2 separate regions of the Homo sapiens genome follow, and region 1 is linked to region 2. Evidence: chromatin loops called from intact Hi-C (ENCODE). Cell type or tissue: endothelial cell of umbilical vein. All regions are shown on one strand. Links, peaks and the distances in the headings refer to the core of each region. The heading gives the core; the rest is flanking DNA.

Region 1 (14,875 bases), core at 5,317-7,816, 420 kb after region 2:
TATAAGTAGTTATTCCAGAATAACTAATAATAATACTAAATAATATTGACCTTTCCATCCGACACCAGCTTATTCTGAAAGAATAAACAGGTTTACTCAGGGCGCAGTACCTCTGGGCGAGTCCTGAGCCTGTCCCAGCCTTTCCTGGGCCGTTTCTCTGATGTGTCCCCTGGTCTGGCCTCTGTTTGACTCAGCAGGGGACACTGCACTCTGTGTTTCTGACTCCCAGACCTCTCTCTGGGAAGAAGCCCCTCAAGCGTACAGCTCTATCACTAAAGGCTGCAAGCTGCGTTTCCGATTTCTGAGCGAGCACAGCTGGCATCTGCTCTCCTTCTTGAGCCTGTTGGACTCCTCACCCTCTCTACTTAGCTACTTTTGCTTACAATGCTTGAGCATGGACATCTAATCCTTACTGTCTTGTGGCTCAGGAGGCAGAGTAGTAGCATGGTGCTACTAGTGTGCTTTGGACCTAGATGGATGGTTTGGGTTCAAGTGCTGGCTCCATCATCAGCTCACTCCACTGGTGACATGGGGCAAGTGTCTTCACCTCTCTGCCTTAATTTCACCCTTTCTGAGTTGTGGACATGATCATCTTTCCTATCTACTTCAGGGCTATGGGGAAGATGAGATGAGCTATAGACACACAGGACTCAGAACAGAGCAGGGAAGAGGGGAAGAGATTCATGGCTTTTAATTGTTAGCAAGACCTTAAATCCTATGGGTCTGCCTAGAAACCATCTGGGCTCTGGGCAAAGCCTGGGAGAGGGGGTAGACAGCTGTTCTAGTTCCTAGATATGAGAGCTAGAGCTAGGGTGACGGTAGGAGGGAGGAAGAAAATGAACATTTCTCGATGCCTGTTGGGTGTCAGCCTCCTAGGTGTTTGCCCTGTGTTTATTCCCTTCCCTTGGTGAGAACCCTCAAAGGATGGGGCAAAGGATGTGTTTTGACTCTACGGCCAAGGAGGAAGCCGGATAAGGCAGCTGAGACACCTTGCCCAGTCTCAGTTAGCACATCATGAGTCAGGGTTCAATACCAGGTGTGTCTAAAAAGCCCATTCTTCCCTCATTACCATTCACCTCTCCCTATTGGCTGAAACTGTCAGTTCTGAAACAGAAGGGGGACTGTTATTCCAGACCTATTCACTGTCTCCTTGTTTGGACATATTTTAAGAGCCGCCCTAAGCGATTATGTGACAACTTATAAAAACTAAATACAAGTTCCTCATCGCAAACGTTCCAAACTGCCCTGGCAGCTTTCAGGTCAACTTATTAACCTGCTGAGGGTGGTTCTGCCAGCAATCTGTCCCTCTGTTGACCTGGGGACTTGATTGCACATGTCTGTCATTTATGGCCACAACAAAGTTAGAAAGACTCGTGGCTGGCTCTATGACATTTGTCATTTAACATTAACTTGAGTTTTCATTAAAAAGTGTTCCTTTCACCAGAAAAAAAATGAAGACCGCTCTCCTTCATATTAAAAGCCATCTCGAACCTTCTTATGTTTTCTGGGACTTAGACATCTTCAAAAACAATGAATACTGCCATTTTCATGAATAGCAGTTCCCCAGGCTTGGGTAGACAAAAGCCTCCAGTAACTGAGGCTGTAGAAATGGAAGCTTGGAAGACAGGGAGCTGGCCCATGTGGTAAGTGGGAGATACTTCGGCTATGGAAATCCCAGGAGACGTGCAGCATGGGGCAGTCCAGGAAGGCAGCCCAAGTCAGCTCATCCCCGAGACATGAAGAGAGGAGTTAGGCGGCTGACACCGCAGTTATCAAGAGCAAGCTGCTCCTGTGAGTGGGGAATGAAATCTGGGGGGCAGAGGGATTCAGAGGAAGGTGGAGACTCAGACCCCTCCCTGGGGAGCTCTCTGGAGTAGGGCTGATGTCAGAGAATGGCACTGGAAAGAAAGCCTCTGTGTTTGGTTCCACCGGGTCAGGGGCGCTTCTTCTGGAGGAAGGCAGAGGAAGGCGAAAGCAACCTCTTATTGAAATGCGGAAACCTCCCCACGTGCTCATCAATTACCAGGCCAAAGTAGGTGGAAATAGCTCCCCTCGCCTTCCCTCTGCAAACCGTCATTCCCACCCTTCCTTCCTGGTCTGTGGACTGTCATCTCCAGACAAAAGAAGACGCAGCTAAGCGCAGCCCCTTCACACACCCAGGACACAACAGAGTGGGTGGCAAAAAAAGACGTGGCTCGGGGAGGGAGGGAGGAGAGGCAGCTGGCTGCCTCTGAGGCCACAGACAGAGGCCAGTGCTCCGTCCTCATCCTAGAATGCTGCAGCTGGGAAGGACCCCAGGGCCTAGTTGCACTCATCTGCCGGGGAACCAAGATCCAGAGGAGGAGATGTGAGCATACAGCCTAACGTAGGCTGAGCTGCACAATTTGTTCATTCAGCAGTGGAGCCAGTGTCTCTTGGAGCAAAGGTGGGAGCTAACCCTTGAGCAAATTTTCTTGGATCTTCTGCAGATATTTGCTTCTGAGGGAGGCAATTTTGGTGGCCTGGCTGAAATTGGCTTACAGTGCAAGAGAAATACCTCCTTTGGCTAAAACTACTTTTCTTTTCTTTCTTTTTTCATTTTTTTTTTTTGAGACAGAGTATCGCTCTGTCTCCCAGTCTGGAGTGCAATGGCACAATCTTGGCTCACTGCAACCTCCACCTCCAGGTATAAGTAATTCTCATGTGAAACACCCCTGAGTAGCTGGGATTATAGGTGCCTGCCACCACATCCAGCTAATTTTTGTATTTTTAGTAGAGACGGAGTTTCACCATGTTGGCCAGGCTGGTCTTGAACTCCTGGCCTCGAGGGATCCACTGGCCTTGGCCTCCCAAAGTGCTGAGATTACAGGCATGAGCCACCACGCCCGGCCTGAAACTACTTTCCTTTAGGTATATAAGGAAACACCAACTAAACCTCTACCAACAGACAAATCCATGAGTGGATGTGGTCGGTGGTGACTGTCCCAGCTCTTCCACTTAGGCTGTGCTCCCCGCATGTTCTGAGCAGGTTACATTGCGTCCTGACCACAGCTCAGTGCCGCAGGCATTGCTATCACTCCCCGTGCCAGTCAGGGCCCTTCAAGAGCAGATGCCAAGATGGGGTTAGATGTCCCCGAGATGTATCGGGCAGGAAGTCCATGAAGGTAAAAGCGGAGGGTCGGTGTGGGTCTGGCATCTGTAGAAGGAGAGACTGGGTAGAAAGAGCCACAGACAGCACTGCGGGGAACTACCCTCCACGAAGCAAGTTGCTTGTTGGAGGACTCGGTGTCCAGCAGGAGTGGCCTGGAACTAAAGCCCCCTGGTGGCCAGTCCCTTTCTGGGCACAGCCTGGGGGATTTGGTGGCCAGGCCCCTGCAGCAGCCATCCCAGCTCCCCTCCCTGGGGTGGAGTGGGGTGACCATAGGAACATCGTCACCCCTACTCTGAACGCTTACTCAAGACAAGGTCAGGCAGGTTCTCTTGAAGGAGGTCCGAACAGCATTTCTGTGGCTTACAGATTAGGAAACTGAGGCAGAGAGGTCCAAGTGTTTTGGTGGCTGCTGTTGTGAGGAGGCATACATGAGCCTTTGAAAGATTCTGAGATCATGGAACAAAAGGTTTTTGTCTCTTAGATCCAGATTTCAAATAATTCACAGTCTTTTCATTGTTGATGTGGCCTGGTTAATGTCACTACTCATTCTGATTGTCAACTTTCATTCCTGAAAGGCTGCTGGGTGACAGCAGGAATGCCTCTGCACTGTTGGCCCTGTGGGCATTGGATAAGCCTGGGTGCTGGGGCAGGCGCCAGGCCAGGTCCTGGGTGGCCTCTGTAGTGAAATGCAGCCCTGGTTACCTCCAGCCTCCATCTCTCCTGGGGAGATTAACATTATTGAATCTCTACAACATCCTAGAACACCCTAGACAGGAGGTCTTTTTTTTTTTTTTTTTTTTTTTTGAGACAGGGTCTCACTCTGTCATCCAGGCTGGAATGCAGTGGCAAAATCATGGCTCACTGCGGCCTTGAACCCCCGGGATCAAGCAATCCTCCAGCCTCAGCCTCCCAGGTAGCTGGATCAGCAGATGCGCACCACCGTGATCAGCTAATTTTCTTCATTTTTTTTGTAGAGTTGAGGTCTCACTAAGTTGCCCAGGCTGGTCTGGAACTCCTGGACTCGAGCAATCCCCCCGCCTTGGCCTCCCAAAGTGCTGGGCTTACAGACATGAGCCACCGTGTCCAGCTGACAGGAGGTCTTAACATCCTTGTTTTTCGGACGAGGAAACTGAGGCGTGGAGAGGTGGAGACTTACACAAGATCATAGAGCGAATAGAGGGCAGAGCTGGAGTCTGAAGTCAGTCTGACCGACCATGAAACTCACATGTCATCCTGACACCATTCCAATCCTGTGAGGTAAGGATTATCATCCCTGTTTCATAGATGAGGAGACAGGGGCTCAGAGAGGGGGACTTATGTTCTTGAGGTCACACAGCATGTCCATCGCAGCAGTGGGGCTGGAGCCCAGCTTCTCAGACTCCAAGGGCCCCAGGAAAACCTTTCATCCTGTTTCAGCCAAGCGACTGCACTCAGAGGAAGGCACAGGCCCTGGGATGACGGGAACCTTTTGTTCTCTGGTCCCTGATTCCTGACCCCAGTCCCCACCTCCAGCTCTGTGGAGCTGGCAGACGGAGGAACAAGGAGGGACATCCTGCCTTTCCTGCCCCTTTGTTCCATGGTCTGGGGCCCTGACTCTGCAATACCAGGGTGATCACTGAATCAAGAATTAGGAGGCTGGTCCACGTCTTTGTGTCACTCTCCTGACCTTGGGTCACTGATTTGTAAAGTGCGGAGGTGAGGATGCAGCGAGGGGAAGGCTTTGGCACCAGCTTGGGGTTGTAGAACCACATGGGGCAATGCGAGTATTATTATCTTTGTGTTGTCTTCCTCCTGCCCCATGGCCTGGCCTCAATGCATCTGCTTGTCTGCAGCCCCAACCAGCGTGGAAAGCCACCTGGCAGGCCGCTTCGGACCTGCAGTGGGCCCCCACCCCCCATGCCCCCCCATCCCCTCCGGTGGCTGGTCTGGCCTGATGGAGCATATTTCTCACAGCTCTCTTGCTCTCCAGCCCTCCCCTCACCGAGCACTCTGCCCCCACCCTGCTTAGGGGAGAGTCTGTGACCCCCAGAGCAGGCTTCTGTGCTTCATCCCCCAGGGGAAGATTCCAGAGCAGACAACTCAGCTGCCTTTGTGACTGAAACCGAGAGTAAATGAAGGAATATTTATGAAGTCTCTGCAACTTGCCAGGTGCTTTCACTATGCAACCCTCCCTGCAGCAGTCCCGAGAATGTGATCCTGAGTTTACTTCTGATGAAAGCAAGGCTCAGAGGGGCCACCTGCCTAAGGGCGTGCAGCTGGAATGCGGGGAGCCAGGACTCAAGCTCTGGTCTGTCTCATTCACTTGGAAGCCAGGCCCCTTTCCTCCCTCCCGCTCTGCGTGCAGGAGCTCCGTGGTGGGGCAGCTGCCCCGAGGGAAGGTCCTTCTGACCGCCAGTGTCTGTGGCTGGCTGTCCAGGAAGCAGAGCCAGGACTGGCAGCTTGGGCTCCGAGGACTGCCTCTTCCTCTTGGCTGCCAGGGAGTTTCCAATCATCAGAAGAAACAGACTCTGGGAACAGCTCTGCCACTTGTCCCAGCCCTGCCCCAGCCTCTGAGCAACTGGAGCCCAGATGCCCTGGCCCACCCTAAGCTATCCATAAGCACAGGTGGGCCTGAAGGAGGCTCCCTGCTGGGCGTGGGCGAGGGTCTTGGCCTTCTAGGTGGGACCCTGCCTGCCAGGGGACAGCCTCTTAGGTGGGTGGGAAAGAGCTCTGTACTTGGGGTCACAAATGTGGCTTCTGGCCCTGCTCCACCAAGGGCCAGTGCGTGATTTTAAATAGATCTCTTCGCCTCTCTGAGCCTTAGTTTCTTGGTCTATAAAAAAATGGGACCCTAACCTCTCCTCACTGCGGTGTGGGAGGGAAAATGAGTCAAGGCAAGAAAGTGCTGGAAACTGAAAGCCCTGGGCAGGACCTGCTCCATAATTTGCCAAGTTCAGGGCAAAAATGAAAAGGTGGGGCCGGGCGCCCTGGCTCACACCTGTAATCCCAGCACTTTGGGAGACTGAGGAAGGCAGATCACTTGAGGTCAGGAATTTGAGACTAGCTTGGCCAACATGGGGAAACCCTGTCTGTACAAAAAATACAAAAAATTAGCCAAGCGTGCTGGCGCGCCTGTAGTCCCAGCTTTGCAAGAGGCTGAGGTGGGAGGATGGCTTGAGCCTGGGAGGTGGAGGCTGCAATGAGCTATGACCGCGCCACTGTACTCCAGCCTGGGCGACAGAGCGAGACCCGTTCAAAAATACATAACAACATAGCATAACATATAAAATAAAATGTAAATCAAAAATAAAAATGAAAAAGTGGGTCCCCTTGTTCACAAATTGTGAATTTCAAGGCCGCGGTGGCGGAGCGTTAAACCAAGCTCAGGGTCGCACGCCCTGAAGCCGGCGCTGGGCTGGAGTCCGGAACTGTGGAGGGTCCCCGCGGAGCCGCCGCTTTGGCTCCCTGGCCCGGACCTGACATCCACGCGACGGATCCCGGCGCATTCGGCGAGGCGCCGGCTCCATCTAGCGGCTGATGGCGAACAGCACCTGCCGCTCACACGCTGGTGGGCCTGGGGGCGCCTCAGACTCACACCCGCGGCTCGGTTTTCATCCCTCTCCATCGGTTACCACGTTCTCTCCATGGTCCTCCAGGGTCTCTCACTTGCTCCTGCCCTGTCATGAGTACTTTGGTCTACTCATTCGCCCACTTCCCCTGTTTTCTCGGGTGGTCCAGGAGGGCGGTGCGGTTCCTTGAAGTTCCCACGGTCCCTCGCAAGCTGTTCTCTTGCGGTCTCTGGAGGCACCCTGCCTGCAGCCCCTTTCCAGCCTGCAGCGCCATCTCACGCACCACCCCCTCGGAGCTCTTCTGTGGCTCTCTGCCACCTGCCGGGCAGGCCCGTTTCCTTCGTCCGGCATCACACCCTGCCCATCCCATCCCTCCCGCCTGTCCCACCCTGCGGCGTCCCATTTCCGCGCCAACCCGGCTATCAGCCTTCAGCGTCCCTGGCAGCCTCTGCCCCATGCACACCACTCCCCTGAGCGAGACTTCCCTTCTCCTGCCCGCGTTTCCCCCGGCCCACCTCTGACAGGAAGCCTTCCAGGATTACCAGAACCCCCAGGGTTGTCCTCCCTTTGTGTGAACAGCAGGGGGGAGGTGTCGGAGACAAAACGCCTCTGTTGGAGTGGGAGGTAGCCAGAGTAGGGGCGCGTGTAGAATGGGCTTTGGGATTGGACCAGCTGACCTGAAACCTGTCTCCATCACTTCTGAGTCGGTTTCCTTGTGGATAAAGTGGGACATCAAATGAAATAGGATTTTTTTTCTTGGTGAGAATTAAATTAGATAATTTATATTAGGCATTCAGAGTGGTGTCTGGCTCATTATGAGCACCGAATAAACGTTGCTATGGTCATTATCATTATCATTATTAAGTTCTGAACCCATTAATTACTGGCAGTGCGACCTCGGGCTGGTGGTTTTACCTTATTGAGCTCTCCCTGTCTGGAAAAAGGGGAGTTTATTTCTATTTGTATATCAGAGGGTGGTTGTGTTAGTAAATTAGGTGCTGTTCTTCGGTGCTGACAGTAGAAGTTGCTCCAGAAATGCTGTCCCTCTCTCCACCCTGCTCTGACCACCCATCAGAGTGCCCTCGCACAGTTCCTTCTTGGTTATCTAGAATCATCTAATTTTGGTACAGATTTGTTTTTTTTTTGAGACAGAGTCTCACTCTGTCACCCAGCCTGGAATGCAGTGGTGAGATCATGGCTCACGACAGCCTTGAACTCCTGGGCTCAAGCGATCCTTCTGCCTCAGCCTCCCGAGTAGCTAGGACTACAGGTGCGCTCCACCACACCCCTAATTTTCTTCATTTTTTTGTCTCACTATGTTGCATAGGCTGGTCTAGAACTCCTGGGCTCAAGTGATCCTCTCATTGTGGCCTCCCAAAATGCTGGGATTATAGGCCGTGCCCAGCCTGATACAATTGTTAAACTTCTGTGTTTCTTCAACCAAACATTAACACCCTGAAGGACATATTTTGGTTTTAATGGGTATGTTAGTCAAGGTTCTCCAGGTAAACAGAACTAACAGGATGTGTGTGTGTGTGTGTGTGTGTGTGTGTGTGTGTGTGTGTGTGTGGAGAGAGACAGATGGACAGACAGACACATCCCCAGAATCATTTATTTATTTTTATTTTTTTGAGACGGAGCCTCGCTCTGTCACCCAGGCTGGAGTGCGGTGGCGTGATCTCGGCTCACTGCAAGCTCCACCTCCCAGGTTCACGCCATTCTCCTGCCTCAGCCTCCTGAGTAGCTGGGACTACAGGCGCCCGCCACCACGCCCAGCTATTTTTTTTTTGCATTTTTAGTAGAGACGGGGTTTCACCGTGTTAGCCAGGATGGTCTTGATCTCCTGACCTCGTGATCCGCCCGCCTTGGCCTCCCAAAGTGCTGGGATTACAGGTGTGAGCCACCGTGCCCGGCCAGACTGATTTATTTTAAGGAATGGGTTTATGTGATTGTGGGGACTGGCAAGTCTAAAATCGAGACCCAGGGAAGAGTTGATGTTGCCGTCCCGAATCGCGTGGCGGTCTGGAGGCAGTGTTCTCTCTTCCTTGGGGGACTTATGTTCTCTCAGTTGAGGCCTTCAACTGATTGGATGAGGCCCACCCACATTATGGAGGATAGCTTGCTGTACTCAAAGTCTACTGATTTAAATGTTAGTCTCAGCTGAAAAATACCTCCACAGCAATGCCAAACAGACTGATGTTTGACCAAAAACTGGTTACCATGGCCTTGCCAAGTTAACACATAAAATTCGCTATTACGGTGGGCTAGCATTTACTACATAAGGACTTTATCCCCTTTATTCATTCCTCCTCTGCCCCCCTTTCACCTCCCCGCTTCCTTCTTTCCTCCTTTTACTTTCTTTCTTGACCACAGCAAGTTTAGTGTTCTCTCTTGCTCTTCTGCTTAGAATCCACATTTGTCTGTCTTTCCCCGGCTCTCCCCCAGCACTTGCCTAGTCTGTGTCATTGTGAACAGTGAGGGGCTTTGACCCTCAGGTAGAGCAGGGAGCGGGTTGGGGTGGACTGCATACTCTTCGTTCTCAAACCCCTGCCTTAAAATCCTTGTCCCCCTTTAGGCGTTCTCATGGACACCAGCTGAATATAGTTCACACTGGAGGGAAGAGTGACACAGGATTGCAGACCTCTGTTTCTCGCCTGCACTAGTCTGGATAAGGGGTCCCGACTGGGCTTTGGGATGAGGGCAGAAGGGGTAGACTGGAGTTGGCAGGCTTCCTGCTGGGAGTAGAGAGTGATGAGATGTAGCTGGAGAAGCATGGCGGGGAATAAAGTGGCCAGAAGAAACACTAGAGGGTTAGACGACGGGGCTTATTAATGGAAAGTGTCAGGTTGCAAGTTACAGAAAGTTCAACTAGAATTGCCTTTAAAAAGTGAATTTCGGCCTGGAGTGGTGGCTCACGCCTGTAATCCTAACACTCTGGGAGGCCGAGGCAGTCAGATCACCTGAGGTCAGGAGTTCGAGGCCAGCCTGGCCAACATGGCGAAATCCTGTCTGTACTAAAAATACAAAAATTAGCTGGGTGTGGTGGCATGCACCTGTAATCCTAGCTACTTGGGGGGCTGAGGCAGGAGAATTGCTTGAACCTGGGAGGCGGAGGTTGCAGTGAGCCAAGATCGCACCACTGCACTCCAGCCTGGGCAATAGAACGAGACTCTGTCTCAAGAAAAAAAAAAAAAAAAAAAGAAAAGCAAATTTCTTGATATTTATGGATACGTGCAATGAACACTAGAAGTAAATGTAACTTCATATGAAGCTTGATCTGCAGTTCAATGACATCAGCAACCCATTCTTTCATCCCTCTGCCTTGAATCACTGTGGTCTCTTTACCTACATTTCTAGCTTGGCTTCCCTGCAGATTACAGAATGGTGGCCTATAGGTCCCAGGGCTCTGTGTTTTTCATTCATGTCAGGCAGGACAATGAGCAACTTTCATTGTTCTCAGTAAAAGCCCTAACATTCCATGCTATTTGCGTGAGTTTAGGTTTTAAGCCTATTCCTAAAATTTCACTGTGGCCAGAGGCATGGGAGGTAATGATTGGCTTAGTCTTGGTCCCTATGTTTTATTCTAGAACTGGGACCTGTAGCATATCATGGGTCTTCAGGATCCTACCCGGTGGGGCTGGCTGCCTCTCGGGCTCCCCCCAGTCTTCAAGTTCTGAGCTTTGTTGGTCCCCAGTAAGGCAATGGAGCAGACTGCAGGGCTAGCTGAAGTCTGCCAGTTAGGTTGAGCCTTATTTTGATGTGGAAGGACATGCTTATTTCAGCTCCTCTAAGAAACCCATATGGCCATCTTTGCACAAGTCCTTGGCATGATTCCTTTTACAGGAGGAATAATTTGGCTCAGATTTGTGGGTTTGTTTTCATTGCTTTTTACTAATAGTTTTCATAGCATCTGCTTCCTGACACCTTCTGGTGTTTGTATATCATCAGAGCTAGTTTTAGGAATAGGTGGAGAATGGTCTTTATGCTCTGTAAGAAATAAAGCTGGGCATGGATTTTGGAGCTTGGCAGACTTTTAAGCCCACTTCCTGCTGTGTATGTAATTCCTTCTATGACTCTGGGCATCATTTTTTCATCTGAAAAATAGGTGCCTAGGATACCTGCCCCGCAGGGTTGTCATGAGACTCAAAAAAGATGTTGTCCATGGAGAACCCCATGATCCAAATCATGTCAAGCTCAGTGGTCTGCTCTTCAGAGAAGACTTACTCTCCACCCGCAGCCACCCTGTATACTCTTTAGCATGCCACACATTTATGCATGCCATTTCATCTAAAATAATTTCATTTGTCATCAGTTTCCTCCTGCTAGAATATGAAGTTTATGAAAGCAGGACACATGTCTGTCTTATTCATCATAAGTTACTGTTGTGAGCAACTGGGGCTCAGTCCTACCAGGGAAGTCTAGGAGATGATATAGAAGAGACCTCAGAGTTCTTCCTGCTGAGAGGAGAAGGATCTGGGATATTTGTCCACCAAGTCCCATCGGTCATTGGCCAAGGGCTTCTTCTAGGAGGTGTTGATGACCTGATCCTTTGGACTGATATGTCCATGGCAGAATGGCCCTGTGTCTTAGTCCATTTGTGTAGCTATAAGGAATACCCAAGGCTGGGTAATTTATAAAGAAAAAAAGCCTAATTTGGCTCACGTTTCTGGTGGCTGGAAAGTTTGATTGGGCATCTGCATTTGGTGAGGGCTTCAGGCTGCTTCCACTCATAGTGGAAGGTGAAGGGGAGCTGGGTGTGCGCAGATCACACGGTGAGAGAGGAAGTGAGGAGTGGGGCGGAGGGGTGGTGGTGATGCCAGGCTCTTTAACAACCACTCTTGAAGGAATTAACAGAGTAAGAACTCACTCAGCCCCAAGAGAGGGCCTTCATCTAGTCCTGAGGGACCTGCCCCCATGACCCAAACACCTTATCTTAGGCCCCCTTTCAACATTGGACATAAATGTCAACATGAGGCTTAGAGACTCAAATACCCAAAACATAGCGGGCTGTCATGGACACACTCTGTGATGGTTAGAGTCACAGACAAAAACTCTCGGGTGATTGCACTTGGCAGCAGTTGAGTCTACCTGCAGGGTGATGGTGAGTACCAAGGGGATTGGGCAAAGTGTCCATAGCACCTGCTGCACAGTTGAGTCCCCATCAGCAGGCGTGATGGTGAGAATTTGTTGGATGGTTCAAGAGGAGCAGGATCCCTCCAAGAAGACAAGTGGGAGATGAGGCCAATACGCTCTCATTGCTGCAACGTGTCCTTTCCCTGCTCTTCATTAGGACAACCATCTCCCTTTCTGTTGTTTATCCATCTGAGGACTACTTTTAAAACTTCCATCCACAATGAATTCTCTCTGAATATCTAAGCTGCTGATTTTCCTCTCAGTTTTAAGTGCCCAGGGCTGATGCTGGTGTCTTACTTGTGGTCTGGCTAACACAGGGAGAGGGGTACCAGTACTTCCTCTGCTCTAGAGCAGGGGTTTGCAGCCATAGGTGTGCATTGGAATCACCTGGTGAGCCTTTACAGCATACTGATCCTCAGGGCCTCACCTCCAGATATTCTGATGCAATTCATTTGGGATAAGGCCCAGGCATTTGGCACTTCAAAAACATTCCCCTCCTCTGCTCCCCAGGTGATTCTGACATGCAGCCAGCGGGGAAGGAAGGCAGCCACTGACCTAGATTTTTTTTTTTTTTTTTTTTTTTGAGACAGAGTTTTGCTCTTGTTGCCCGGGCTGGAGTGCAATGGTGTGATCTTGGGTCACCGCAACCTCCACCTCCCGGGTTCAAGCGATTCTCCTGCCTCAGCCTCCCGAGTAGCTGGGATTACAGGCACTCGCCACCACGCCTGGCTAATTTTTGTATTTTTTAGTAGAGATGGGGTTTCTCCACATTGGTCAGGCTGGTCTCGGACTCCCGACTTCAGGTGATCCGCCAGCCTCGGCCTCCCAAAAATTTGGAATTACAGGCATGAGCCACCGTGCCCGGCCTGACCTAGACCTTATATAGGCACCTGACACAGGCACCTGAAAAGGTCAGAGGTATGTCCAGCTTCAGAAGCAGCTTGATCTAGCAGATCAATGATATTATCAAAGGCTCGTTTCTGCTTGCTTTTTTTTTTTTTTCATCTCTCTGCCTTGCCTTATGTGATCTCTGGCTTATTAACCCTCTGATTATTAGATAAACTCTCAGAATTCCTAAATAGTTACTGGCATGTCTTAGGGCTATGTGCGCTCTCATTCATGTCTGGTGAGGGAGAACATCTTTGTCTCATCATTCCCAGCACTAGTTTGGAGATTCATGCTGTTTGAACCAGCGTGGGTCTCAAGCCTATCCCTGAATTGATCCTTGTGGCCAGGGGGATGGCTCAGACCACGCGCTTCATTCGCAGCTCTAGATGTGTCAGTTCTCCACCTTAGCCCTGTGTGCCCAGTACACCCACCTGGGTGGCCTCTAAAGAATTCTGAGGCCCAGGTCCCACCTTCAGGGATGTTCCTTCAGTTGGTCTGCTGTGGCATCCAGATGTTCACATTTTTCAAAGTTCCCAGGTGATTCTGATGTGCAGCCAGGGCAGGGAACACTGGCCTAGACATCATAAAGCCTCAAGATGCAGGTTAGGACCCCATATGGGAAGAGTCTCTAGGACAGATCCTCTCTTGGGCCTAAGTAGATGCTTTGCTGGGGACCAGCCACATGCCCAGAAGCCTTAGGGAACCACATGGCTACATGCAGGAAGCCCAGAGGAACAGGTCTGAACTATCCAACAAATTCTCATCATCACACTTACAATTTCCAACCATAAGAGGCAGCAGCCAATGGCCATCTGAGTGGGATGTGTCATGAATGCAGGAGATGTTTTTGTGGCCTCCCCCTGCCGGTGACTGTGGCTGCCTGAGATATTCCCCTTCTCTGCATCTGTTTCTCCATCTGTTACACAGACTCAAAGAACACCAATGCCTCTCTGAACTGACTTCAGATGAATGAGATTAGTGGGAAGTATCCTCATCCTTGGGGTGAGGCAAAATCCCCTTGTAGGAAGGGTCTATGATAGAGCGAGAAGAGTTTAGCCTCCCTATGGAGTCCCTATCAGCTGTGCTACCTTACGCAGGTCCCCCTTACCTCTCTGAGCTTCAGCAACCTCATCAGTACAACCAGGACTCTACCATCTGGAATGCTCCACATGAGCATGAAATAAGATAATGTATATAAAGCCCCTAGTGCAGCACCTGGCACAAAATAGGGTTTCAGTAAATTGTTTTCCTTCCAAGAATGCTACTGTTAGCTTTTAGTCTTTCAAATGTGATGTCAAATGGGGAAACTAAGACCCACAGTGTTCAACATGAGTAATCATTTGCTGGTTATAGGCTGAAGCCGCTTGATGGTCCTCTAGAGCCTAAAATCTCTCAGCAGGAGGCCCCGTCATCCTCTTTATCTCTGCACTCCCACTCACACCACAGGGGCTCCAGGCTTTCCATATCAGAGGGTCTTAGAAGTGGCAATCTTGTTGGAAGCAAAGTGTTGTGAAGGGTCTTGTCTCGAAGTTGCATTTGCATTTGGTCACAGTATTTGCATTTGGATTGGATGTTTGCTGGGGAAGGCTTGGGGGCTGGGGAGGATGAAGTCATTGCCTGGCACAGGCCTGGCACAACGTAAGTACAGTTGACCCTCCAACAACATGAGTTTAAACTTATTGGGTCCACTTACATGCAGATTGTTTTCAACCAAAAGTGATAGAAAATGCAGTATTTATAGGATGTGAAACCTGCATATATGGAGGCCAAATTTTCTGAAAACACGAGTCCCTCAGGGCTAGCTGTGGGACTTGAGTATCTGCAGATTTTGGTATGGAGAGTCCTGGGACTGATCCTTCACACATATGGAGGGACAACTGCACTAATAATTGGGTGTCAAATGAATGGACTAGCCTTCCCTTTTCACAGCTTACCTCTCTTACCTAACGGAGTCATGAAGAAGTGATTGAGAGTGTAAGAAATAGTTCTGTTTATTGGTTAGAACATGGTATAAAATTACAGCAATTTGCAGGCATTCTGGACTTCTTGGGAGGGACATGCAGCGCTGGGCTCAAGCAGGGGATGTGGTGGAGATATGGACCACTGGGCAATGGCTCCCTTCCTGGACATATTAAAGGACTTGTACTACCAGCACAAATGCCAGTGTGAGAGAATT
Region 2 (14,875 bases), core at 5,889-8,388:
TACACACAAACACACTCATATATCCATTTTACTCCCACCACACCACACACATTTTTTTTTTTTCTCAAAGTGGTAGACCACCCCTTTCTGGAAGACGGGAGTAGGTATGCAAAGGGCTGGAAAGTAGAGTACTTCAACAAAAGGTTCCAACACTTAAAAATTTTCCACCTATTCTAGATTTCAGCAAAATATTAACCATTTCAGGATTATTTAAGGCAGTTATAAAAATAAGGATTTAAAAAAATCAAAGGAAGTTAACTTATAGAAATTCTCCTCAAATATTACCTAATTAAGCTTCCCCAAATATACAGGTACGTCTTACTTTTCATGTTGACACTGAAATCCCAAGCTCAGGGATTCCCTGTTGAAAACATCAGGGCCTGGGAATCCACTAAGCTTCCAATTAGGGAGTGTTGGTTGCAGAGTTTGGGGTGCAACATTTCAGTCTCAATCCAAGCCACATTAAGCTTATAAACACATATCCCACTTCAAGTGGGAAAATGCCACTTATACCCCTTACTAGCCTGGCAAAGCTGAGAGGTGGGTTGACACCTCCATACTCCCTGATGCTCTGGTGTGATTCCAGGTTATCCCTGCCAGTCACCAGCTGTATGGGATTTCTCTTCTGTGATTTGATCCTCTGTGATTGTGTTCTCTCACTTTCTCCTAATCTGCCTATTTCTTATGTACAGCAACATAGCTTCTATTCCCTCTGTCTTTTGTTTTTTATATCTGAACACGAGCTTGATACACCACCATAGGTCATGAAGGTATCACAGGGGCAACACAAATCACCCAGAGGTATAGGGTCATAGAGGGGAGGAAAGCTGCCATTGTAGAAATTTCTTTTCTGGATTTTAAATACCATTTGAACCAGCAGGTTGTGTTCCAGGCTTTCAACCTGAGTCCTGTGTCTGGAAGCCTTCTCCTCAGGCTGATGGAGTGAATCAGAGGGAGAGAAAAAGAGGGAGAGGAGGAAGGGTTAGGTGTAGAGGGTGACAGAAGGCAGGAAGGGCTGAACGGTGGAGAGCAGAAGCTGGGGAAGAAAGAGAGAGAGAGAGAGAGAAACAGAGAGAGAGAAAGGAAGACTGAGATTCAAATTCCTGCTGCCTTACCTACTAACTTCTGAGCCCTACAGAAAAGCATTTCAGTGATTATATATCTGTGACTTTGCCCATGAGAGTAGGCCTTCATCTCTAACAAGATTAAAGTGACCATTGTTGCTTGTAAGATGTTTGGGGGAAAGAGGGAGCTAAGGAGGAGAGAGAATCTAAAGAAGTCAGTTACCAACAATCCTCAATAATCACAAACCTTTAAGCACAAAGAGGGCTCTAATGAAGAATGATATGTAGAACAGAAAGTTTCCCTAAGCTCACCATGATGCCAAACCTCTCTCGTATATAGAAGTATACAAATTGGGTCCCTTGGAAAACCTAGCATCGACATGATTAATGGCACACAAAGCATTTCACAACTTGGCCTCAGCCTACCTCAACTTCCACATTTCCCTCAACCTCAAGCCACAATAAAATGCTGATGGATCACTGAGACATCTCATGCAATTTCAGATTTTTATGTGTTCATGTGCTGGTCATTTTGCCTCAATCAGTCTTCTTCCTCTTTTTCCCCTCATACTCATTCAAAAGTCATCTCCTCTGAAGGCTTCCTAGGCACAGTGAGTTGAACTCTCCTTTATGTTCCCACAACGTCCAGTCCATTCCTCTGTCATGGCGCTTTTCACACTGTAACTGTTTGGATGTGAATCTCCCTCATGACACTGAGTGCTTCTTGAGGGGTGACACTATGCCTTATTCTTTGTGTCCCTACTATTGCACCTAGGGCAATATGTGTCAAGTGAATACTACGTGGCTTTAATGTGCAGTGGAAGGACACGGTCTGGATCTACTAGGACTATATTATAATGTGAATAGTTTTTACACAAAGAGAGAGAAACGACTTTTCCCATTAAGCACATATTGGATTCTACAGACAAAATACATAGAATCGTAAATTACAACAGAAAAAGAAAAGTAGCTAGAGAGAACAGCTTGAATATTTAGTAACTGATTATAGCAATTGTCTTTAATTTTATTTTAGTGGCACCCCTGTCAAGAGATCCTTAAAATAAGCCCAGTTTTATAAAATCAACTAACAGTAGGGATCAGACACCCTACTGTGTGCCCTGCTTTACCCACTTGCTCAGTTCCAGGGCCAGAGACTGTGTGCCCTTAACTCTGACTGGAATTTAAAAGGCACGTTTGTTTAACAAAGATGAAAATATGAATGAGTATGTTTAAACTAGCTTTACCACAACTCAAAGCACAAATTCTTTGATGGTACACAGGATCATTTATATAGATAAATGAAATTAATAATAAATTCCATGACATCCTGGTTTTGGAAAGGATGTGTCCATGGCATTATCTCAAATTACTTATTTTCTTCTTATTGTATTTACATCTTTACTGGTTAATTTTCTTGTTTTCGATAAATAACTACAGTGGACTTTCGTAAAATCAAATTTTACATTTTCAAGACATTATAAATGCCTTTTTTATGGCAAAACTCAGACATAATTTTTGTTTTAATCATTTTATTATGCATTTTAAAATGTGATTTTAAACATTTCAAACATTTTAACATTAAAAAATGTGCTTTCTAATTCAATGGGTCCTACAAGGAAGTTTTCCTACCGTGTCCCTGGCATTCAAAAGAGGAGGAAGCTAGGCAGGCAGGTCTGTTGTGTTCTGCTGTCAAAACAGTTTCTCAAAGCATCAGATCTGACCCAATAATATACTAGAAAAACAGTCAACATTGACACATGGCAGTGCTTTAATCCACAATTATCCTTGTAACTTGCACCATTCCTTTTATCATCCATTAGCTTTGATTCCCATTATCCCATCTAGAACTGTGTCAATGCTTTTGTCCTTGGGGATTTCTCTCCACTACTAGGATCTGACAGTCAAGCTTGAGTACTAAACAGGATCATTACCTCTTAAATCCACTTATCTGATCTACTGAATAGTAAATTGAAAAGCTCATTAAGAGCAACAATCTGATTTGTTTTCATGTGTGACAGGGTCATTTAAAATCAATGTATGATTACAGTGTTTCTTTTAAAAGACTGTTTCTCATTTTTCAAGGTACCTTATCATTCAGATAACATGCAGAAAACATGAAAATGTCTCCAAACATTTGAAATTTAATTATCCCTTTTAAACATGGATAATTTGGGAGTGAGAAGTAATTTGTTCAGTTAGGAAATACCTACAAAATCGTTTATCATCAAGCACAGGTCAATGAAAGTCTTCTACAGAAAAATCTTCTAACACAGTATTTAGAGTTTTTAACACTTTCTACAACTTGTATTATTTCAACCGAAATAATTTTTATGACACCAAGAAGAAACCATATTGCAGTATCTATTTTAAGGAAGTATATAGGAGTTACATAGGAATGCAAGAAAAGGAAAAAAAAAAAACTCACTTTCAGTCCACAGATTCCTTGTCTCTTATTTCAGAATGTATTAAGATAATCTCATCACAATGAAAAATGAGTCAAAATCTAAGAAATAAGAGACTAAACCTATCTGTGTGGTCATCCTTCAGAGAAGGATGGCCAATACAATGACACTGAATATATGGTTATGCCTTTGGTTATGAGTTTTATATAGTCAGAGATGCACATTCTGTAACCAAGGTTTTGCCTGTCTGAGCCCTCCTCCCTTCTTTCCTTCTTCTGCATTTCATAATATGCCTGCATAATAGACTGTAAGCTCCCTGAGAGCAGAAATGATGCTCTGTTTTTTTAAAATCTCACGTGCCTACTACTCAATAATGTTTCTTAAATGAATAAAAAGAATATATGGTTAAAATGTACATTTTGGTCAATCCCATTTCATATATGATTCTTTAACAAAGGAAAACGCATAAAAGGCATGTATTCTTCCCCCTGTGAAATAATATACCCCAAATCCTACCCATCTGGGATGAACACTGGTAAAATGTTGTCATTTTAAAAGGTGTGGTTTTAATGCTTAAATAATATTTCTGGAAGAAGCTCTCCCTATAAATTCAGTAAGAAGAGTCTTAATTTGAAACCTTGCCAGCCTGTTACGGGCACTTCTCAAAACATATAATAGAATATGATATTTTTGTAGTATTAATTTCCACACGAATACGTTTCCTCCACTATTTTCAGCATGTACTCCTGGAATGCAGGGGAAATGTCTATTTCTCTTTACATCTCCAGTGGTATATTGTCTTAGAACACTGTCGTGATAAACTTAGCAAGTAGAAAAAGCACAGACTTTGGTCCCAAAGATACTGCATTTGAATTCTATATCTGCCACTAACTAGGTGTTTCTTAAGGTCTCTGAATCTTGGTTTCTTACCCATAAAATAGTAATAATAATAATAATACCTACTTTAGGCTGGGCGCGGTGGCTCATGCCTATAATCCCAGCACTTTGGGAGGCCGAGGTGGGAGGATTGCTTGAGCTCAGGAGTTCGAGACCAGCCTGGGCAACACGGTGAAACCCCAAACTAAAATACAAAAAATTAGCCGAGCGTCGTGGCGTGTACCTGTAATCCCAGCTACTTGGGAGGCTGAGACAGGAGAATTGTTTGAACCTAGAAGGCGGAGGTTGCAGTGAGCCAAGATTGTGCCATTGCACTCCAGCCTGGGTGACAGAGCGAGACTCCATCTCAAAAAAAACAAAAAAACAAAAAAACCTACTTTATGGGCTTTTGATTAGATTAAATGATGATCCCGAACTCAGAGCTTGACATTTAATAGTTACTCAACAAATGCTGTTTCCCTGTACAACCTTTCATTGACCCTTCTGCACAGTAGGTGCTGAAGTGGTCAGGTAACACCTTTTGAAGAGAAGGCTCTTCACATGAAAAATAACAGAAAAAATCAGAAGGTGCTTTGAAGATTTTCACACAGCATAAAGACGGTTAAAACAAATAAACAAAATCTTATAATCTGTATCCATAACTCTTAAATCTTTACAAATATGTTCAATTAACACCTTCTAGTAACACTCAGAAATTGCATTTGTTAAAGGCATAAAGGAACTGCTTCAAAATTTCATGATACAAAATCAAATTCTTTCTACTTCTCAATGTGTATTGTCTTAGAAACTAGAAAAATTACCCATTTTAACCAGTTACCCATCTCTCTTGCTCCTGAAATATGGAAAGTGATTAGAAATGTAAGGAATTATCATTATTACAGATTTGAGAAGGCATGCTCTTAAAAAACTGTTTTAATATATTTGTTTTCTTAGCCGTATTTATTTTACTGCAAAGGTTCTTATAAATTTAAGAAAAGAGCATTTGGATAGTACATAATGCTTCAATGAGCCAATACATTCTCCAAATTCTCAACTCATCAAATGACAAATATTGCCTGTAGAATTTGCAAGTAGCTTAAAAGATGTTACATATGGTTTTAAAAAGGGAACTAGGTAAGAAAAACAGATGCGGACATAAACTACAAATAGCAACATAATTTTGAGTTGTACATTTAATAAAGAATAAAAAAAGCATGTGCCGAAATAATTTTTAAAATTTCTTTTACCAATCCTAATCCTTAGTCTTAGGTATCTGGAGCACTGTCTCTAACATTCTGGTTATAACTCTGAGGAAACTAATTATGTCAATCTTTAAATTTGGAGTAGATTACAGAACTGGGAAACCCAGAATATTAGTTCCTAAAGATTGTATGGATATATAATGACAGTCACAGAAATTCAATAACAGTCCTTTATGAAATGTACTCAAAAGCACCACATGAAACAAATTAAAAAGAACAACGAATCTCTCATTCTGTGCAAATAAGAAAATAAGAGAAAACACTGGTTCTATAGGTTTTCAAAAGAGTTTTTATAATGAATTAAGATTTTGGATAATGAATCTTCAGAAAATTATAGTAAGTTAATACCCTTAGGCCTTCTATAAGTGTTTAAGATGCTATAACTTCTCAAAGAGCTTTAGTGCATTGTTTAAGCAGGCTCAATGCAGAAAATTAACAGTGCAGTAGAAGTCAACAACAAAGTATTTTGCCATTGGATGACAAACCTTCTCTGAACCAATTTATTCTCAAAAACATATCAGGTAATACAAAAGTGATACCACAAAAGATCCCCCAAATATTACTGTGAATTTTCAAGTATTGTTTCAATCTATTGGAATGACTTATTAATGAAGGTTTTTAACTGGTTCTAAATTGGTAAAACAAAACCTGTCACTGGAAAGGATCCAATATAATGAAAGCATTAGTGTTCCTTAGGAAGAGAATTTAGGAACACAGTATGAAATCACTTACTATGAATAAGAAATCAATTTTCATATTTTTGTTTTAGGCTTCAAGTGCCTTTGAGGTCAATTCAGTGCTTTCTATAAGAAAGACCTCATCAATGTGAAAGGCATTAGTAGAGGAGGGAGGAGGAGAGGTGTAAGAAAGAATAGAGCATTTAATGACTTGGATCTAAACCATTTGGAACTAAAGGTACTTAGCTCTTTCATTAACATTTGAAGCAGGATAAAATATGATAATCACAATTAACTTATCACCATAACAAGAGAATTAATGGTACAAACATCATTGCTGTATATTAAATACACAAACTTAGTGACACTGAATAGATCCACATTAATCCTGGGTGACTAATTTTTCCATATCGTTTCAAATAACATCACTAAATATAAGCCTGAAATTAGACAGAAAAATCTTTTGCCAGAATTTGATTTTAAAACCATAATTTATGTTGGAAATCAAGTGGTAAAAGGTGAATAATCCTGCTTGCCTCATTCAGTTGAATAAGGAACAGCATCTGATAAAGAAAAACTGGTTATGGAAGTATAAAATACATCTGAATGTTAAACATTTATTTCAATTAGAATATCTGAACCCACCATCTGTGGTGGCCATCTTGCTAAGGGCACATGTACCTAACAAATCTCTTAAGAGGCATTCCCAGTCTGCTTGAATAAGCTATTGTATAAGAAAACTTGGAGTGACCACTTTGGCCTCACATTTCCTTCGCTCCACATCCTGTGGCACAAAGCATGAACTCAGCAGGCTGGGGTGCAGGGCTGCCTGCTGCCTTGTGATAATCCCCTCTCCCAGTAGGGGCCTCCACTGATGCATGGCTAAGAACATGCTTCCTCTTTTGCTTGCACCCCAGTGGGGTTTCCATTTCTAACTTGGGCCCAAATCCAGACTGCTAAGGAAGGTGGAAAAGTCAGAAAGCTCCAGATGCTGTCAGAGATATTTCTGAGTCAGTTTCTAAACAATAATTTATTAGAAAGAGTACAGGTATAATGTGAAAACCAGCAAGGCTGGTAATTTTGGAGAGATTCTTTTCCTCCCACCCCCAAGCAGATCTAGGGTCTAACTACCACCTGTTCAACAGAAGCTGGCTGTTTGCCTTACTTTCCTTCAGGGAGCCACTGACTAAGGATCTCCACCAGCATGAACCTAATGCCTCCCGACAGGCCTTCCCTAGCCAAGAGGGACCTGGGTTGAGTGCACCAGTTACTGGTCACAGGATATGCAGTCCACAGAAAGACTCCTGTGGTGCAACCAGCTGAAAGCCAACCAGAGAAAATGGAGAGTGTACATTTGTCCTGACACAGCTTTGCTCCTGTTGGCTGCCAATTCACTCCATGTCTGGGGCCAAGCTTCTGTTAAACTAGTCTTCTATGGATAAAGCCATGGTAAAGCCCTGGGTAAATATATTATCTCCCCAAGCCCATTCAAAAAGAAGCTAACTATGGCTATGGCACCAGATGCTTGGGAAGAAGGCTTAATTTTAGTAGAGGATTTTGGGACCATGGTTTGAAAGAGCATTTCAGACAGTTAAAGGAATATTTATAATTCTTTGCAATAGCAAGTTTATAAGATGACGATTAAATTTTAGGGCAAAGAAGCTGATGCTGGATGAAGTTTGTGAGAGGGTGATAGCAGAGGTGGGGAACTGGGAAGTAAAATATTTTGTTTAATCCCCCGTACCTCCTAAAGGTGTCAGCCAGAAACACATTCTGACACAAGGGATACATGTGCTCTAGACACTGTTCAATAACAGATGCTATTCAATGTAGCCAAATAAAACTTTCTTAAGTATTAATAACTGATTATAATTGGTTACTCAGCAATGTTAGCATCAAGAAATCTAGGATGCTTTTGTACTATGCAACCACATTAAATATAGGCTTTGCAGCTAATACTGCTTATTAGTGGACTACTAAACCTTTGGCTATAAAATATGAACATTGTAGAATTATATAATGCATAAAAAGGGAATGAAGACAATGCATGCCTACACTTAATCATTGTATGCATATGCCTGTTTTACTAATTAGAATCTGAGGCTGTAGTGAGACAAGCATAAAGATTGCTGGTCCACCATCATAACCAGCAACCCAACTCACCTTAACTATTTTCCAAGCCTTCTCTGGAACTCTGGGTACATCACTCCTCAGGCGTACAACCTAAAAAGCACAAAGTTTAGGGACCTGCCACCTGGCACCAGAAATAAGAGCAAAAGGCCTCCCCAATCTCAAATAAAAGGAGAAAGTGGCTGACAATCTTTGTGGTTGTTACTTATGATATTCTTGGGACTTTGATTTTATTCTGGAGCCCATGAGCAGAGACATGGTGAAGTCCTGTTCAAATTCTGGATGTGGTTATATGAATGACAATGGGATTGCTTCAGTGAGATAATTCCAGAAACCAGTTACTAAAAGCTAGCCCTAAAAAAGAATAAATCATAAATAATATTTGACAGAATGATTTTTAAGAATCTCAGCCGGGCGCGGTGGCTCACGCCTGTAATCCCAGCACTTTAGGAGGCCGAGATGGGTGGATCACCTGAGTTCCAGACTAGCCTGGCCAACAAGGTGAAACCCTGCTTCTACTTCTACTAAAAATACAAAAAATTAGCAGGGCGTGGTGGCACGCGCCTGTAATCTCAGCAACTTGGGAGGCTGAGGCAGGAGAATCACTTGAACCCAGGAGGCAGAGGTTGCAGTGAGCTGAGACTGCTCCATTGCATTCTAGCCTGGGCGACAAGAGTGAGACTTCATCTCAAAAAAAAAACCAAAAAGAATCTCTTAGTACTGTTTCCCATGAAGCACTTTCATTATAGAAGTGTGGCAACTGAGGCTAATGACTTAAGCAGGCAAAGTAACCTTCTGATTGGCAAAAGTACATCTTTTAACTAGGGTTACAAAGTATAATATCACAAAATAGGAGGTAATCTAGTGAAGTGGTTAGGAATAGATTCTGAAGCCCAAGACTAGTGAGATTCTGCCACTTACTAAGTAATTTTGAGCAAGTTGCTTACCCTTTAAACCTTAGTTTCCTCAAATATAAAAAGGATGAGAGTAGTACCTAATCTGTGGAATTTTTGAGATTAAAATGGTTAATTTATGTGAAGGACCTATAACAGTCCTGGTATACAGTAAAATTTTCATAAGTATTACCTATTATTTTTATTGGAATGTCTCTTTTCTTTGTGCTTTATCTGGACTAGATACTAGAAAACAGATATATGTTCTAAGTGGGTATGTGAGTAGCTTTAGTAGTAGTTAGAGGGGAGAGGGTCTTAATGAAAGGTAACATAACTTCTAATATTAAATAATGGGTCTAGTCTTTGAGTCTTGCAAAGAAATAAAGTAGTAAGAAAAGTGATAGAAAAAAAGTCAGGAGAAAAACAGAATGATCTGTGGTATTTGGTGTTATTTTATCTCAAGAACTTATCTGCATCACCTATATTGCCAGATTCAAAGCTTTCATCCTCATTTTTTGAGTCAATACAAGTTCCTGCTTCCTATCTCCAAGGTAAGTTTTCAACTCACTGAGTAAGTAGATGATCACTGTGTCCAATAAGTTATCAAAGTTTTCCCCATTCAGATCAATAGGTCCATCCAATTGTCCAAATTTTCTTCTTTTTTCTTTTTTTTTTTTTTTTTTTTTTTTGAGATGGAGTCTCACTCTGTCGCCCAGGCTGGAGTGGCATGATCCTGGCTCACCGCAAGCTCTGCCTCCCGGGTTCACATCATTCTCCCGCCTCAGCCTCCCGAGTAGCTGGGACCACAGGCGACTGCCACCACGCCCAGCTAAGTTTTTGTATTTTTTTAGTAGAGACGAGGATTCACCGTGTTAGCCAGGATGGTCTTGATCTCCTGACCTCGTGATCCACCTGCCTCAGCCTCCCAAAGTGCTGGGATTATAGGCGTGAGCCACTGTGCCCGGCCCAAATTTTCTTTACTAAATTAATGTACACAGACACGGGGGTCCAGAACACTATCATTAGTTTAAAATTATTAAGAGTTTTTAGGTGATGGGCTCCCAAGGGGCATTCTCTCACAGTGGGAACAGAAAGGGGCTACCTTTCAGAAATAAATATAATATTACTGATCTCTGACACTAGACTATTGGTTCTAGGTTGCTTCTCCTATTGTAGGACATAAAATATCAAGGATCTAGCTTAGTTCTTTTGTGACTGATGGCGAGCCAGGACTAGACATCCAATCTTCAGTTAAAGAAATGAGTCTTTTCCTTGGGAAGTAAAACAGCTAGTATGGAGATGAAACTTATGATATTGGCATTATCAGTCAACACACTCTGAAACTGATCATTCCTGGACTCATGCCTAAATACATACATAGCCAATGTGATACAGCGAAAAGCAAACTGGGTTCAGAGTAAGATGATCTGGTTGAAACCAAGGGCCTGCCACTAAACAAGCTTTTAATTCTGAAATTGTTTCATATTTCTGCAAAATGATATTCATGTATATTAAACAGAACATTGTTGAGAAGACTAAATGAGAAAATGTAATGAATAATTCAGCAAAGTGGTTAAATGCAAAGCAGAAACCCATTGCAGGTTAGATTAAGGTTGAAGATAAACTGCATTCTCAAGTGATATTTCCTAGATATTTCTCATTCTACATTACCTGAAAATACAGGATTCATAACTTACAACATGGATAATGTTTTAACCCCCAACACCTTAATCTTTAGGAAGGTTAGAGAGTATCATGTGTTAGGCAGCCGCACCTGCTGGAAAGTGTGGTATGACAGCCCATAGCTCATGAATGCAAATGACCAGATAAAAAGGGCAGGTGAGAACTGGCACCAACAAGCATGAAAACATTTCTAATGAGTCAGAAAAGTGGGCCAAGAGGGAGCAAGGAAGGAAGTGACCATGAAAATTGAGAGACAGAAATGGACAATAAATGGTCAAAGGCTTAAGAAAAAAAAAAAAGGTTACAACAAAACTTGAGAATTGCAATTCTCAGCAAATGGAAAGCCACCAGTACTAAGGTGTTTAGCACATTTCAAAATTTTCTATTATGTTATAATTTTTCTTGTTAAAAGTTTCCAACTAAACTTACTGGGCATAGGAGATTTTCCATGGAAATGCATTTCCAATTTTGTAATGGGTGTCAACCAGAAAATGCAATTCACATAGGAGAAACTTGTTTCAAAGCCAACTTGCTTAAACACATCTATTCAGTAAAGCAAGGGATACTGGCGCTGGGGAGCCACGCAAGGCCTAGGGGAAAACAAAATTCCAATAAGTATGCCAAATGTGCTTTTATATTTCAAGACTCCTTCAAAAGAAACATTATGGGGAGATAAAAATTAGGAAAACACTGAACTTAACTAATTTAAAATGTTGAAAAAATATTTTGCATTTATGTTTTATAACCAAGTGCTTTTCTCACATTTGTCCCAAGGCAGCAGATAAAGCACTATATTCACCATTGCTAATACTAGCAATTGGAACATGCTCTTTGGCAAGGCAGAAATAAGATAATTGTTCAACATAGGCTGGCTTTTCAGAAATACTGGAAGCATTGCCTGTAATTATAGACATCTGTCACTGCTAGCCACTCAGTACTAACCCTGACATCAATATACAACCATAGCACTAAACTGCCTGCAGGCATAGCAATGGAGACCAGATACGCTAGGCAGGCAATCATCTGCTTCATCCAAACTATCTGTCAAAGGTTCCCAACCACAAATAGCTCTTACATTTTGTATCCTTAGGATAATATGTTGATTTATTTTAGATTCTCTAATATTTACAGTCTAGACCATCTACTAAAATAAAGAAACAAAACTTATGGCTAATGGATGCAGTTACTGTTCACAGTCATCATAAAAGGTCATAGCTCAACCCTCAAATGTTAAAAATTGATGGCAGCTTTAACCATGCGCTATCATACAGATGTTTCCTTTTGTAGAGGCAATTATTTTCTAAGGCAATTCAATATGGTAAATACAATCTTTCATCAGCAAATATGTTGCCACATTGTTTTAGTAGAAATGCTCATATTTTAAAGCCCTTTTTAAGAAGTAAAGACAAGTTTCAATGTTCATCACTGAAGAGTCCAGATCATCAGTGTGGGTTTAGCTTTACATACAGTACCTTATTTGGCAATCCCTATATAAATGATGTAATATCAAAAACTAGGAAATGGTACTGAAGAATAAAATACTTAGTTAATGAATGAGTCAACTGACATAATCTTGCCGGGTGTAAAACTTACTGAAATATACATGCAGATGTACATTCATATTTTTTATAAGACACACTGTAGCTTTAAACATCACCCTCTGTTTTCTTTTAAACAGCCAGAGAAGCAAGCTGAAAATTATTAGACATTTAGACTAATTAGGAATAAACATTCACAATTATCATAATGTGTTACTAAAAACCCAGATATTTCTTGGTCTGATCACAACAGCCAATGCTGAAGAAAAACTATTAATTACTGACAGACAGTTAGCTTACAAGTGAGCTGCATTTTAAAAACCTCCTTTAAAATACAATTGCTAAATGCCTTACAGTGCTGTAATGTGAGACAGGTTCAAATCTTATTACTTCACTGAAATTAAAACCTAAGTTTTAATACTGTTCAAGTCGAACAATGATTCCACACTTTATTGCTTTTGAAATCCCTTGATGATCATAGGGAAAAATGCCCCGGAGAAAAAAAGACTGTTTTCGATAAACAGAAAATACAGTTTGCACTCTTAGCCTCTTTGTCATCACAAAAAAAGGATTTAATGCCAATTCTTTAAAAAAAGACTTTTTTTCCCACAAAATGTGCACCTTGTGTGCCATTTGTAAAATCAGTTCACTTTCTTTTATTTATTACTGCAGTGCGGCAAGGCAATAAAGAAGCTACCGATAGCTAATAAATTACATGCCTTTTAAAACAATTCTCTTGCTACAAAAACATGTAACTACAAAGGTTTACATTTACATGGTACATCATATGAAATGTCTATATTTGTGTCCTATTAACCATCTTGGCAAATTGTGGACTTTTACCAAATAGCTAATAGGAAAAAAAATATAGTGATCCACACATGTTCACATGACATAAAAGCCGTTCTAGAAAACTACTCATGTATTTGCACTTTACAAAAATACTCCAAAATTTATTTTAAAAACATCTAAATAAATTATTTCACACATCAAAATGGTACTCAAGGATCTTCTAATCAGGATTAAACTTTACTCAATTACTGAGAACTAAGAAAGTACCTTTTTCTTCTAATTTATGTTCCTAGTATCACATAGTCTTTTAAAAATCATAATTTTAGCAGTTACTTAAAATAAATTATATAGAAGGTAAGATCACTGGAATGTAACCCAGAATGTGCCAATTCTGATTCTTAATGAATATAATATAGTACTTGTAGAAAGATATAGAAACTAGGTAATTTCGGAAACATTAAGGAACATCCGCTTATAATCTTTCTTTTGAAAGAATATTATCTTCACATATCCATAAGAATTGCTTTTAAAATCTTAATGAAAGTAAGCTATTTTGTGTCTCTGCTTTGTCTATGTACAAATGAATTCTGAAATAACTATACTCCAATTTACAGGATTAAGTTGTTAAATTAATCAGGGCATTTTCTTAATGCTTTCATGCTCCAATCTTATGATGAGAATGTATTTATGAGGTAGTGTATTGCCTTTTATTATTAATTTCCTCCATTTCCTGTAATAGCTATCATAGCTGTGGCTCTTTTGTGCATGATTCATACTTACAAAATTTCAACTTTGTTAATTATGCATGATGAACAATGCTTCAATGTTCAAAGCACAAACAACTTTGTTTCATTTCATCTTTACTTCAAGATGACAATCCACTATACAAATGAATGAAAATTTTATATTCTGTAGCACTCGATTTCTCCATTCAAATCTACTTTTTCTCTTTTCTTTTAAAATCAGTTTGATTAGGAATTTGTGGGAGTTATCTTTTTTGAAGGGTTCACGGAAATAAGTTTATTTCATTTTCACAGATTATGGAATTAGGGGAATTATTATCATCATAAATCATAATTGTATAACATCAATGTATGTGGAGAACTCTGCTATATTTCATAACTTATTTTTGCTTCTTTTTTAATAGTAAATGCTCATTTGCTGAAATCATCATTGCCTTTTCCCACACTGTAGTTGATATTAAATGATATTATTCTCAAATAGTGATCAAGAAAAATAACTGACAAAATATCCACTTTCTCTATGGCTACTTTCTCTACCTCCTACATCTCATTCATAAAATTTTATTTTAAATCTTTAATTACTTGGATTATCCTCTTTTTGGCTGGGGGAAGGCTAATTGTATTCTCCCTCTTGCATCGCTAAGAATGTACAATCAAAATAGGCACAGCTAGGTATCATTAACTCCATATATATACATATATGTGTATATGTGTGTGTGTGTGTGTGTACATATATATATATATATATATATATATTTTTTTTTTTTTTTTTCTAGATGGAGTATCACTCTGTCGCCCAGGCTGGAGTGCAGTGG

The links. Hi-C counts contacts between places; a loop is a spot of excess contacts. Peaks named below come from ENCODE experiments on the same cell type or tissue, not always from the same donor. Only the 100,000 strongest peaks of a DNase experiment are listed, where the experiment ranks them.
Region 1: a loop joins it to region 2, with 2.9 times the contacts of the local background. A loop is called at or near these places in 7 of 110 quality-filtered maps.

Annotation. Positions count from the first base shown.
Region 1 is chr5:170,736,423-170,751,297 of GRCh38, reverse strand. It overlaps LOC107986473 (a long non-coding RNA gene), which reads left to right. Exons shown (of 3, transcript XR_007059044.1): 2 at 4,105-4,387; 3 at 5,187-5,926. It overlaps KCNIP1 (potassium voltage-gated channel interacting protein 1), which reads right to left. Exons shown (of 8, transcript NM_014592.4): 8 at 14,666-14,875. Among named protein-coding and RNA genes, the nearest start is that of GABRP, 40 kb to the left of the region's middle. RefSeq lists enhancers at 1-86, 1,470-2,227, 4,507-5,265, 5,266-6,025, 6,785-7,544. In endothelial cell of umbilical vein, for the core only: a CTCF peak has its summit at 6,635 (motif pointing left); DNase peaks (open chromatin) are centred at 5,447 and 6,617.
Region 2 is chr5:171,155,036-171,169,910 of GRCh38, reverse strand. The region is part of intron 14 of RANBP17 (RAN binding protein 17); the gene reads right to left. Among named protein-coding and RNA genes, the nearest start is that of TLX3, 150 kb to the left of the region's middle. In endothelial cell of umbilical vein, for the core only: a CTCF peak has its summit at 7,137; a DNase peak (open chromatin) is centred at 7,050; H3K27ac peaks cover 436 bases.